Linked DNA regions of Mus musculus: region 1 is linked to region 2. A link is a contact called in ENCODE Hi-C or POLR2A ChIA-PET data. All regions are on one chromosome and are shown on one strand. Each heading gives the region's core, a stretch centred on a gene start or an enhancer-like site at or near the end of the contact. The rest is flanking DNA. Distances are from core to core; before and after follow the strand shown.

What was found. A loop is a pair of places that touch in the nucleus more often than their neighbours do. ChIA-PET counts read pairs that join two places held with the same protein, here RNA polymerase II (POLR2A).
Region 1: a map of T-helper 2 cell shows a loop between it and region 2 (7-fold over the local background). The contact joins the promoter of Pip5k1a here to the promoter of 4933434E20Rik in region 2. A Hi-C loop is called at or near these places in 1 of 37 maps with a recorded cell type or tissue (T-helper 2 cell). POLR2A ChIA-PET finds 5 or more read pairs at or near these places in 1 of 5 experiments (Patski).

Annotation. Positions count from the first base shown.
Region 1 is chr3:95,105,490-95,111,079 of GRCm38, reverse strand. Pip5k1a (phosphatidylinositol-4-phosphate 5-kinase, type 1 alpha) reads left to right here and starts at 4,150. Exons shown (of 15, transcript NM_008847.3): 1 at 4,150-4,704. The coding sequence starts at 4,629. Vps72 (vacuolar protein sorting 72) reads right to left here and starts at 38. Exons shown (of 6, transcript NM_009336.2): 1 at 1-38.
Region 2 is chr3:90,050,459-90,056,220 of GRCm38, reverse strand. It overlaps 4933434E20Rik (RIKEN cDNA 4933434E20 gene), which reads right to left and starts at 3,419. Exons shown (of 7, transcript NM_025762.3): 1 at 3,102-3,419; 2 at 2,612-2,713; 3 at 1-14. The coding sequence starts at 3,167. Ubap2l (ubiquitin-associated protein 2-like) reads left to right here and starts at 3,706. Exons shown (of 28, transcript NM_001165984.1): 1 at 3,706-3,766.

The DNA of each region.
Region 1 (5,590 bases), core at 2,901-5,400, 5.1 Mb before region 2:
GCTGCCGCCTTCAGCCCCTGGCCCAGCTCGGGGTTCTCGCAGATCGGCACTCGACACTATTACCTGCGGGCGACCGTCAATGACGGAAGTTCAGCGTCTGCAAGCAAAAGCAGCCGAGCGTCGAGAGGTCCTAGTTATTTTCACCTTAAGTCTCTTTGTGGCTGGTGGCTGCTGTGGCCACTCATAGGCAGCGCCTAGGGCACAGTACCAGGGTTCCTCCTCCTTACCTAGATATTTTGTTTGTTTTTCTACAGACAGGATCACACTTTACAGTCCTGGCTGGCCTGGAGCTACCTGTGTAAAGCAAGCTGCCCTCGAACTCAGAGATCTTCCTGCCTCTGCCTCCCGGTGATGGAATTAAAGGTGTGCGCCAAGTAGGCCTGCCTCATAGCAAACTCCTTTCCCTTCTCCGCTCCTACTTTTTTTTTTTTTTTAAGATTTATTTATGCTAGGCAGTGGTGGCGCACGCCTTTAATCCCAGCTCTTGGGAGGCAGAGGCAGGTGGATTTCTGAGCTCAAGGCCAGCCTGGTCTACAGAGTGAGTTCCAGGACGGCCAGGGCTATACAGAGAAAAGCTGTCTCAAAAAAAAAAAGTATGTATGTATGTATGTACTTATTTATTTATTTAATATGAGTACACTATTGTTGTCTTCAGACACACTGGGAGAGGGCACCGACAGCTCTTTCAGAGATCCTGAGTGAATTCAATTTCCAGCAACCACATGGTGGCTCACAACCATCTGTAATGGGATCTGATGTCCTCTTCTGGTGTTTCTGAAGACAGCTACAGTGTACTCATATACATAAAATAAATAAATAAATCTTTTTAAAAATTGTATGACTTTTTTTTTTAACTATGTGTTTGTGTTCATGTGTGTGAGCATGTACCACTGCACTGGTGTGGAGGTCAGAAGACAAATGTGCAGGAACTGGCTCTCCACGTTTACTGTGTGGAATCTGGGGTCAAAGTCAGGTCACCAGGCTTGATGGCAGGCTCCTCTATCTGCTGAGTTTTGGTTTTGGAGACTGGTTCTCTATGTACTCCAAGCTTGCCAGTCTCATAGACTGGTCTGCTATGGTCTTCTCCGTGTTTCATGCTACTAGGTTAAGGGAAGAGTTTGTTTTTGTTTTTGTTTTGGAGTGTGTGTGTGTGTGTGTGTGTGTGTGTTTCCCCCTCTTTGCTGGGAATGGAACCCAAGGTCTCAGGAACTCTAGAAAAGCATTCTACTACAAAGGTACATCCCAAGTGAGGCCAAGGATTGTATCTGTCTATACTACGAATGTGAATGCCTGCAATAGGCTAGGTTTAGGTAAACAATGAAAGACTAAATGAAGAAGGTATTCATTCTTTTACTGTTTTTTGGTTTTATTTTTGTTTCTGTTTTTTTTTTCTAATGCCAAGGATTAAATTCAGAGTAGTGTATAAGATAGGTAAGTTCTCTAATTCTGAACTACACCCCTATCCCCAAAAGGTGCTTTGATAAAGCACACTTACATGCACTGACAACCGAATGGGTGGCCCTTCTTTGAGGTCACCAGATTGCCTCCCTTCTGAAAGTATGTATTGGTGAACTCCCTTTGCCATTTCCTCAGGAGCACCAAGCCACAGCGTTCTTCTCTGCCCCAGCTCCCACACCTTGCCCAGTCACCCCAGTTCTGCTATGCTAGGAATGTCACTAGGGAAGAGTAACCCTGTGACTCAGAGGACACCTTGGGACTGAGTAAGAGCTGGGGCAGAGAGACAGAGGGGTAGGATACCTGCTTCCTAAACATTCCAAGCCCTCCTTTCGGTTACATTTACCCCTGAGATAAAGGTATGCTATATTTTGCCTATCGTCCAGGCTCTTTTGGAAATCAAGATTTGGGGGCGGGGGAGAAAAAGGGAAGAAAACTCAAGGGAAGAAAACTCAAGGGAACAAGTTAAGGGATCTTAGCTATCTGTGGAGCTGGAACCTCAGGCGTGTGCTACCATGCTCAGATGTTTAAAGATAGTGTGCCACCATGCCCAGATGTTTAAAGATACTGTGCCACCATGCCCAGATGTTTAAAGATAGTGTATTATTATTATTTATTATTTTGTTTTTTTTGAGACTGGGTTTCTCTGTGTATATCCCTGGCTGTCCTGGAACTCACTCTGTAGACCAGGCTGGCCTGGAACTCAGAAATCCACCTGCCTCTGCCTCCCAAGTGCTGGGATTAAAGACATGCACCACCACCGCCTGGCAATAGTCTACATTCTTGAACTGTAAAAATGAAAAGCCATCATCTTTGCTCTAAAAAGTATCATCTTATGAGGGAGTTACACACATAAGCGGATAACACAAGGTGGGGCTGTGACAGTGGCCATTTCCTGGGCGATGTAGAGACAAAGGCCCCTAGGAAGCTTAAGATGTTTTTTTTTTTTAATTTTTCTTTCAGAACTGAAATACAAACTATAGGGAGATAATTCTGTTTTTAACTGCCTTATGCATTTAGGTCCTTTTTGCCTACTTACAATTTCAGAGTCTGAAATAGCTTTAATCTCTACCTCAATTGATTTTTAGAGCACCTTAGGAAATAGAATCAACTGAGTTTACACTTAACTCAAGTGTTTGTTAACTTGTGCAAGAGGAGGGCAGAGGAAAACTTGAATGGATCAATTCTCTTATCCCATCTCATGGACCTAGGCATAGTTTGGTGCCTTTATCTGATGAGTGGTCTTAACAGTTCCCAGGTGACTGAATGCCTTTTCTGGAAATATAGACAATTTATTCAACAGTATTTACTAAGTATCTGTGAGACACAACTTCACCTGTGAGTGAATAGCACTGTCTGACACCAGTAACAGCAGGGCGAAGGTTTCAGGTACAGTACAACATACAATACTTCAGTGCTACCGAGTCAAAATGCTGTTGAATTAGTGATGCTAATTCTATCAAATGAAGTTTGTCAATCTTTAGTACCCAAGGGAGCACAAAGAATCCAGCAGATGGCAGTAAGGAAACAAATATTTTAGGTCTTGAAGGCAGAGGAAGAAATCTGAGGTTAAGGAATGGGAGATATTTGATGGATACTCTGGCCCTGGGTTCCCTTTGGAGGAACATCTGGATAGGTGTCCAGGCCACTTTAGAACCAATAAGCTGGAGGTTTTTTCCCATGCCTTTTATTTATTCATTTCACAAATAATTATTGAGTGATTACCTTGTACAAAAATGTGACAGGAGGTGGACATAGAACTTTAGCACACAGTCTTTGCTTTTCAGAAGCGCTTGTTCAAAAAGGCCTTCCCTAGGCTTCCCATAATATTCACAGCTGCTAGGGTTCTTTGTAAAAACTGGGCAGAGGGCTGGTGAGATGGCTCAGTGGGTAAGAGCACCCGACTGCTCTTCCGAAGATCCAGAGTTCAAATCCCAGCAACCACATGGTGGCTCACAACCATCCCTAATGAAATCTGATGCCCTCTTCTGGAGTGTCTGAAGACAGCTACAGTGTACTTACATATAATCAATAAATAAATCTTTAAAAAAAAAAAAAAAAAACTGGGCAGAGTTCATATGACAACTAGGCTAGAGTAGAATCCCTCTGTATTTCTATGCCCTTTGGAGTATAGATAATTAGCAACTGAATGCTAAGGAGGACTTTGGATAGGGGGAGGTTATTTGATAGTCTGTAGTCTTTTTTTTATCAGGTCTTTTAAACTTTGTTTTTATGTATTTTTCTTACTTTTCTTCTTATATTGTTGACAAATCCTCATTGCCTTATTTATCAAATATTTACATTTAATGAACTCTGTCGCTGTGTCTAGCACTGTTTGAAGTAAACAAAACATCTATTTTTATGTCTTTAGAAGGAAGATCCCACAAGCCGACACCTTAAACAGTAAAGGCTGGAAGAATTCTTGATGGTTGTGATGTTTTGTAGTGCACAAGAGCTTAACATTTCGGACTTGACACAGAGCTGCGTTCCGAATTCTTTCCAGGACTGTCATTTGAGGAGCTCAGTCCATCTCGGTCCAGCTGATTCTTAACAAGAGTTCTTAGCAACCCGATCAAAGATACGAACCTATATTGGCCTACTGAGCCACCGTAGACTCACGGTCTACGGTCGGTGGATTCCTTGGGGTGTGGCATCATCTGTCACGTGATCCGAAGTCCCCTCTGATTGGCTTCTCTTTTCTCCGGCTAGATAGACGAACGCCGAGAAGCTGTGGCGCATGCGCAATACCGGGGTTTCCTTGGCCGCCCACCCTGAGCCGAGCGGTGGAGTTGGGGATAAACAGGCAGTGGCTGGGGAGGTGAGGGAGGGGGGGCATTCGCTTTTGGGGGCACCTCAGGTGCCTAGGTTTTCCTTTAGGTTTGTTCTATCCGAGACGCGGGACTCCCGGGGCCCGGCTCAAGTGTTCCTGTCTGGTAAGAGAAGGTAGCTTTGGCGGAGAGCAGTTCAAGTTGCTAGGAAGGTGCGAGACTGCAGCTCTCCCCCATGCCGGGCAAGTGGTGCGGTCCTGAGCTTGTCCTGGAGCCTGAACAACGCCTGTGAGAAGCCCGCCGAACGCGGGTTCTGTGAAGAGACGTGGGGAAGATTCGATTCCGAGAAAAGGAAAAGCCGGATTGAAAGGGAGCGAAGCCGCTGAGGGGGAGGGGGCTGCCAAGATGGCGTCCGCCTCCTCAGGGCCAGCGGCGGCCGGGTTTTCATCCCTTGATGCCGGGGCCCCTGCTGGTACCGCAGGTGAGTCGGGTGGGACGCGGGCAGCCGACTGAGGAGGACTGTGAGATGGGAACAAGACCGAGTCCTGGGAGGGGACCTGTGGTTGAGGATGTCCGAGGGGTTGCCCCTAAGGGAGGACAGGACCGGACTTTGAAGTAGACAATTCTATTACTAGAGGAGTCTGGGGGAAAGGATGGATGTCGCTGAGAAAAAGGGAAGCTGACGAAAACTCACACAGTGTCTCAGAGGCGACTGCGTTGAGAACTTTGAGGAGGAAGGATGGAGACTGAAGGTTGGGGGTTAAGAGAGAAACGACAACAGGAGTGGAGAAACGAATCAGTGGAGACTGAGGATACAGCTTAGTAGTGGAGATCTCGTCTAGCATGCATCAGGATCTGGGCTTAATAAGACAAAATAACGTAAACGGAGTATTGGTAGATAAAGGTGTAAGGTAGATACCAAAGTGATTGTGAAATTAATAGATCAAAATGTTGAGGGGATTATGGAACTTAAAAGTAATGGAGAGTCATGGGAATTGTGGATTTTATTGGGAGTAAGTTCCTGGAGTGGCTTTCCGCTCAGACTCCCTCCCCCACCCCCCGCCCGCCCCCCTCCCAGTGCGTCATTCCTCCTCTCATCTCTTGTCAGCAGCAGCCAGCCACATGCTTACTTTCTCACATTAACTCTTTAGGGGATTCCTATCTTTAGGTTGTACAACTGTGGAAAGGAATGAGGAGTTGTGTTGTTTTGTATTTTGATACAGGCACTTCTTATGCCTTCCTGACTGGCCTTAGTGCTGGGATCATGGGAGCTTACTATAGTCAGCACAGAGGGAAACATTGGAAACATCTAAAGGATGAGGAGGGAGGTCAAGGTCAAAACACCCTAAAAGAAGGAGGGTAAATGA
Region 2 (5,762 bases), core at 2,170-4,669:
TCCTCTTTTAAGTCCTGTGCATTCAGGAAAGAATACATCATCACTATCTTGTATTCTGTTTCCCAACAAGTTGTAAAGGGGACAGAGCATATAAACTAATATGAAACAGAGAAATATCAAAGAATGGTGTGGTTTGTAAATGCTTGGCCCAGGGAGTGGCACTATTAGGAAGTGTTGGCCTAGGTGTGTCATTGTGTGAGATTATTGGATTTCTGAGGACAGCCTGGTCTACAAAGTGAGTACCAGGCCAGCCAGACTACACAGAGAAACCCTGTCTCCAAAGAATTAAAAATAAACAAACCAAACCCAAATAAGCAAAAATATGTTTAATACACAATCCACTCTTCAGGAAAAAAAACTTTTTAACTACCATTTAAACTAAGGAGCTGGGTATTTCAATGTATGCCTGTAATTCCAGCAGTCAAGACACAGAAGGAGATCAGGAACTCATGGCCAACGTTGTGTTCTAGAGGCCAGCCTAGCCTGTAAGAGACTCTGGTCTCAAAAAGCCAAAAAGGGCTGAATACGAGAGCCAAGTGAAGACCATTTTTAGTCAGTAAGAGTATATGCAAAGTTATGAAATCCAGTCAATAGAGCCTGATGCTGATAATGGGGAGAGTCATAGAAAAGGAAGTTGGTAGTAAAGTCCCCTGGTGTCTTATTAAAAGGAAAAGCATGACGGAGATGGCAATGGGATGTAAGGATTCTGACTTACAACAGGGGATGCTATCTCAGTTGTCAGAGCAATTGTCTAGCACACACCACGTTCCTGGGATCAGGCTCCAGCACCACATAAACCACGAGTGTCAGTGCATGCTTATAACCTTGGCACTTCAGAACCGAAAGCAGGAGGGCCAGTGCAATGCCAGGGTTACCTACAAATCCAGCTCTAGCCAAAGATACAGGAGATCCAGTTGGAAAAACACCAGCCACCAACAAAAAGATTTCAAAGGAGATGGGGACAGGAGGCCAGGCAGTATAGTGAAATTGGCAAAACCCAAGCTTAGTGAAGACCCTGACTCTAAAATTAAGGTGGAGAGCAACTGAAGAAAATGGACTATGCCACAGTATGGCTTCCACATATGGCACACACATGCATGCATACCTACTTACACATAAGTGTACACATATACACAAAGGATTTCTGACTTAAGTATACTAGGTTTGAGATGGCTATTTGAAACTTAAGGGTCTTTGTTTTTTTTTTTCCAGACAAGTTTTCTTTGTAGAGTCCTGACTGTCCTAGAGATCACTCTGTAGATTAGGCTGGCCTCAAAATTACAGATTCTCCTGCCTTTGCCTCCTGAGTGCTGGGATTAAAGAAATATGCCCAACTTCCCAGCCTTGAAACCTGAGTTTTAATGTCAGATGGTAGTTATATATACCAACAGGTTTCTCAATAGACAAAGTTCCATTAGAAAACATTTTTCTTTTTCTTTTCTTTTTTTTTTAAAGATTTATTTATTTGTTTTATGTATGTGAGTACATACAAAATTATGAAGGTTGTGAGCCTTCATGTGGTTGTTGGGAATTAAATTTTTAGGACCTCTGCTCGCTCTGGTTGGCCCCACTTGCTCAGTCCCTGCTTGTTCTGGCCCAAAGACTCATTTATTATTATACATAAGAACACTGTAGCTGACTTTAGATGCACAAGAAGAGGGCATCGGATCTCATTATGGGTGGTTGTGAGCCACCATGTGGTTTCTGGGATTTGAACTCAGGACCTTCGAAAGAGCAGTCAATGCTCTTGCCCGCTGAGCCATCTCGCCAGCCCAGAAGACATTTTTCTTAAAGCCAAGAAAAGCAAAGCACTTAAGGAGAAAGTTTAGACACTACTAGATTATTTACTTTTACTATTCTTTTTTTGGTTTTTCATGTCAAGGTTTTTCTACATTGCCCTGGCTGTCCTGAACTAGCTCTGTAGACTTGGTTGGCCTCAGAGATCCACCTGTCTCTGCCTGAGTGCTGGGATTAAAGGTATGCTCTACCAAGCCCAGCACGATTATTTAATTTGTGGACGCAGTCTGATGTGGCACATTATCTTGGTAATCTCATTACTTGTACTGTCCTTGCAGGAGGGCTGCTTTGAGGTTCCGTGGTGAGAGTTATTGGGTTACAATTGGGTGTTCAGTATGTCTCAAAATACAAAACAAAGAACAATAACAACATTAAAAAGTTGTTAGGTAATTTCTTTCTTTGGCTTTAGGTTTGACTTGAAAAGTATAACTAGGTGATTATTGCCCCGCCCCTTGCTTTCAGCAGTGTCAAGGATTAAACCCAGTCGTCTGCATTCTAAGCAAGCACAATGGGCATCTTTAAAATTCTGCAAAGGCAACCATTCTCACAACGCTGGAACCAACTGTAAGTGTTCTCAGCATCATGCTTAAACTAAAGCAACATGAAATATTTAGTAATTTTAGTTGAAGATGAGACATTTTACAGCTGAATTGGTTTAAATCTTAAGGTACATGTTGTGGAGCAGCAGTGAGCAGGAAGTTATTGCTTAGACTGTGGAATGAAAGGAAGCATATGAATAAAAGTCTTCTTTTAAAGTCCGAGAAAAATCTCCTTGTGCCAAAGAACAGGTTTACCTTGCATTCTAGTGACCTACCTTGGGGGCATTGTGTCCTACAGGAACATGAGGTCCCCTTCTAGATTTCATTGCAAAGCGCATGATTTGTCTCTTCACAAAAATAAACAGCAGTACGAATACCTGCCCAAAGAGATTAGAGCCATTTTAGTAATAGCAATAATTTTTTAAAATGTTCACTTTCAAAATCCCTGGGTTTAGGCCTTCAGAGCTGGATGCTTTGGGGCGAAGCCGGGTCGCTAAGGACGGAGGTGGGTCAGGGGCTAGTAACGGAGAGGCATGTTAATCTGGGCTCTAGAATTTAAGAGGGAGGGTTCTTACTTAGAGCCAGGCAGCTTTGACTTAAAGATCTCAGACTGTCTACGGATACAATTCGGAAGTCCAGAAACAAAACAAGTTAAGTGGCTGAAGAACAAAGACAGAACGGCTCAGGAGCCTTCTTTTCAGGAGTCCGGCTCAGAGGGTCGGGACTCAGACAAATGCCACAAGAGGAAGAGAATGGGGATCTCACCAGGCTCCCGTACGCCATCACCAGCACGACATTCACTCCAGAAAGCCAGTTACTACTAGACGCCATCGCCTCTCTCTCCGGGAACACCTGCTAGGACAGTCCCGCCGCGCTCGCGCGTTAGCCCAGGCTCTGCCGAAGCCAGGGAACCTAGGTTCCCTGGAGCTCTCCGAACATTTCCATATGGTTTTCGATTAAAAAAAAAAAAAAAAAAAAAACCAGGCTAGAGTCCGTCAGAAAACATGGTGGATGGGGGCGCTAGTTAAGCATCGGACCTTCCCGTCCCATTTCCCCACCCCCACCCCCTCCGCCACGTGACTTATGTCCGCAAAGGTACCTGGGAGTGCGGAGACGCGGAACTACGCCAGTAAGAGGAAGCCGAGACCTTACTGGAGTCACGTGATGGAGGCGGATCCGTGCGGGGCGGGGCGGGGGCGGGGCGGGCGCGCGGAACTCAAGAGCAGTGTTTCGTGGCGGGGAGGCGCGCGCACGCTGACGTGCGCGGCCCTTTCGCGTCACGTGCTGAGGGACGCAGGAAGGCAAGTGGGAGGGGGAAGGCGCGAGAGCGAGCGCGAGAGGGAAAAGGAGGGAGGGGGTGGGGAGGAGGGAATCTTATATCACGTGACAGGGGCGGCGCGGCCCGGGGTGTCAGTGTGGAGGAGACTGAGGTAAAGTTGGGAGCGCAGCGGCGTTGGCGGCGGCGGCGGCGGCAGCGGCAACGCGGCGGGGCCGGGTATTGTCCGCGGCCCCTTTAAATCCGCGATCCCCTTTTTACCCTCCCTTCTTTTCCTCTGTCCCCTCCGTATTCCTGTCCCGCGGTAGGCCCCCCCCACGCCGTGTGTCTCCCCACTGTACACCCTCCCTTCTGGTCTTGGGAACCCGGGCGTCCAACCTCCCCACCTCGAATTGGCCGCCGGGGGTTTTGTTTATAGTTGGGTTCGCGGCCTACTGGGCCGCGCCAGAGCCGGGGCCTCGATTTGGGAGCGTGGCCGGGGCGGGGCTTGGGGCAGCCGGAGGGGGGGGGCATGTGGCTAGAGCCTGAAGGGGGAGAGCGAGAAAGAGCGCGGGCGAGCGAGGCCTGGGCCCAGCCTGAGGTAGGGTTGTTTAGGAGGGTCAGTGTCTTGTGGAGAAGGCCTCCTCCCTCCCCAGTCCTCTCTGGGCCTCTGATCCGGATCCGGCCTGGTTTTGGGGGCGGAGGGGGGGTGGCGATGGGGTGGAGCTGCCCCAAACTCCCCCATGTGGCCCTCGGTTTGGAGTGCGGAGGATTAATTTGTTCCGGGTGGGAGGTAGAGAAGCGAATGGCCCCATGGGCTCTAGATGTGGCGCGGAGGGGGGTGAGTCTCCCATCCTCCGCGCGTGGGCTTCTGTCCTCTCTGTTCATTTCCAGCCTCTTTGTCAGCTCCTCTTATTACCCTGCCTTCTTTCTTACCGACCCTGGTCGTGGAATATATTTTCGCTGCAGTCTTTGACTTCCTGTTGTCTATACTGTAGTTTTGGCTACCCAAGCAGTTATCTTATTTGGGAAGCTGGACATGGAGGCCCCCGTGGATTGTGTTGCGCCTAAGGGATGTCACTAGACTGGGCATTTGTTCATTTTTCTCATAATGGGAATGGAATTCCAAATTTCTTGAGACCCTTCACCTGGTGGACAGCCCCTAAATTGTTTTGCAAAGTGATGTCACAAACAAGAGACTGTTTTCCACGATTCTTAAAATTTAGCAACCTCTGGTGTAGGTTGTTGTGGAAAGAAAAAACAGTTAAAGGCGATTTTGTTAAATTTGTTTTTGCCTTTGACTCACTGACTACTAAATGGAGAGATTATTTTTTGTCTCCACCTCCCATATTCTGCGTTGGGGATATCTGCTGTGTCTTGCTGGGAGGGGGGTATGAGTCAGTTTGACAACCAGCATTAGAGATTAAAATATTTGGATGTGTATCTGTTGATAAGACTGTGTTGTGGGTCCTATACCACTGTCTTTAATTATAGATCATCCCAGTGATTGTTTCTGTTGTGAATGGGAGATACTGCTGTCATGTAAAATAGTGAGGAAGGGCTAAATGTACTGGCTTTCCCCAGTGTTTCTAACTGGGAAGACTCCTATTAGATTGAAGGTGGTTGGGGAATGGGACACAGGTCTAGGAAAATTAGTTTCTCTGTTAGAAGTGGTAAGCCTTACCCATCCCAGTCCAACTTCAGAATGTCTGAATTGTTTCTCACATTAGATTGTAAGCTCCCTGAGAGCAGCAACTAAGTCACACTGCTTTTGTATTTCCTGAAGGATTGGACAAGTAGTAGATTCTCAATAAATACTTATTGTTTATTTTTTTCAGTAAAATTTCTCTGGCTATTTTTTTAAGTAGCTGGCTTTCAAAATGTAGTCAAGGGCACTTCTTTGTTGAAACCTGTACTTGTTCTGTAGTGTTCCCTTGGTTTCCAATACTTCTTTCTCATCCCACTTCCCTTAAGTACTTAGGTTTTCTATGAGTTCACAAAACAAGGCCACTCACTTTCACTGTATAACTCTAGGTATTCATCTTTGTTTGCTACTAAAATGTACTAATTCTGTGCCCTTAAGTGGTTTGCCCAGATTATTTACTTTTGACCTGTTGCTCATTGTTACTAATGAGGGGGTTAAATTTTTCTTAGTTACACATTTCAAAGTA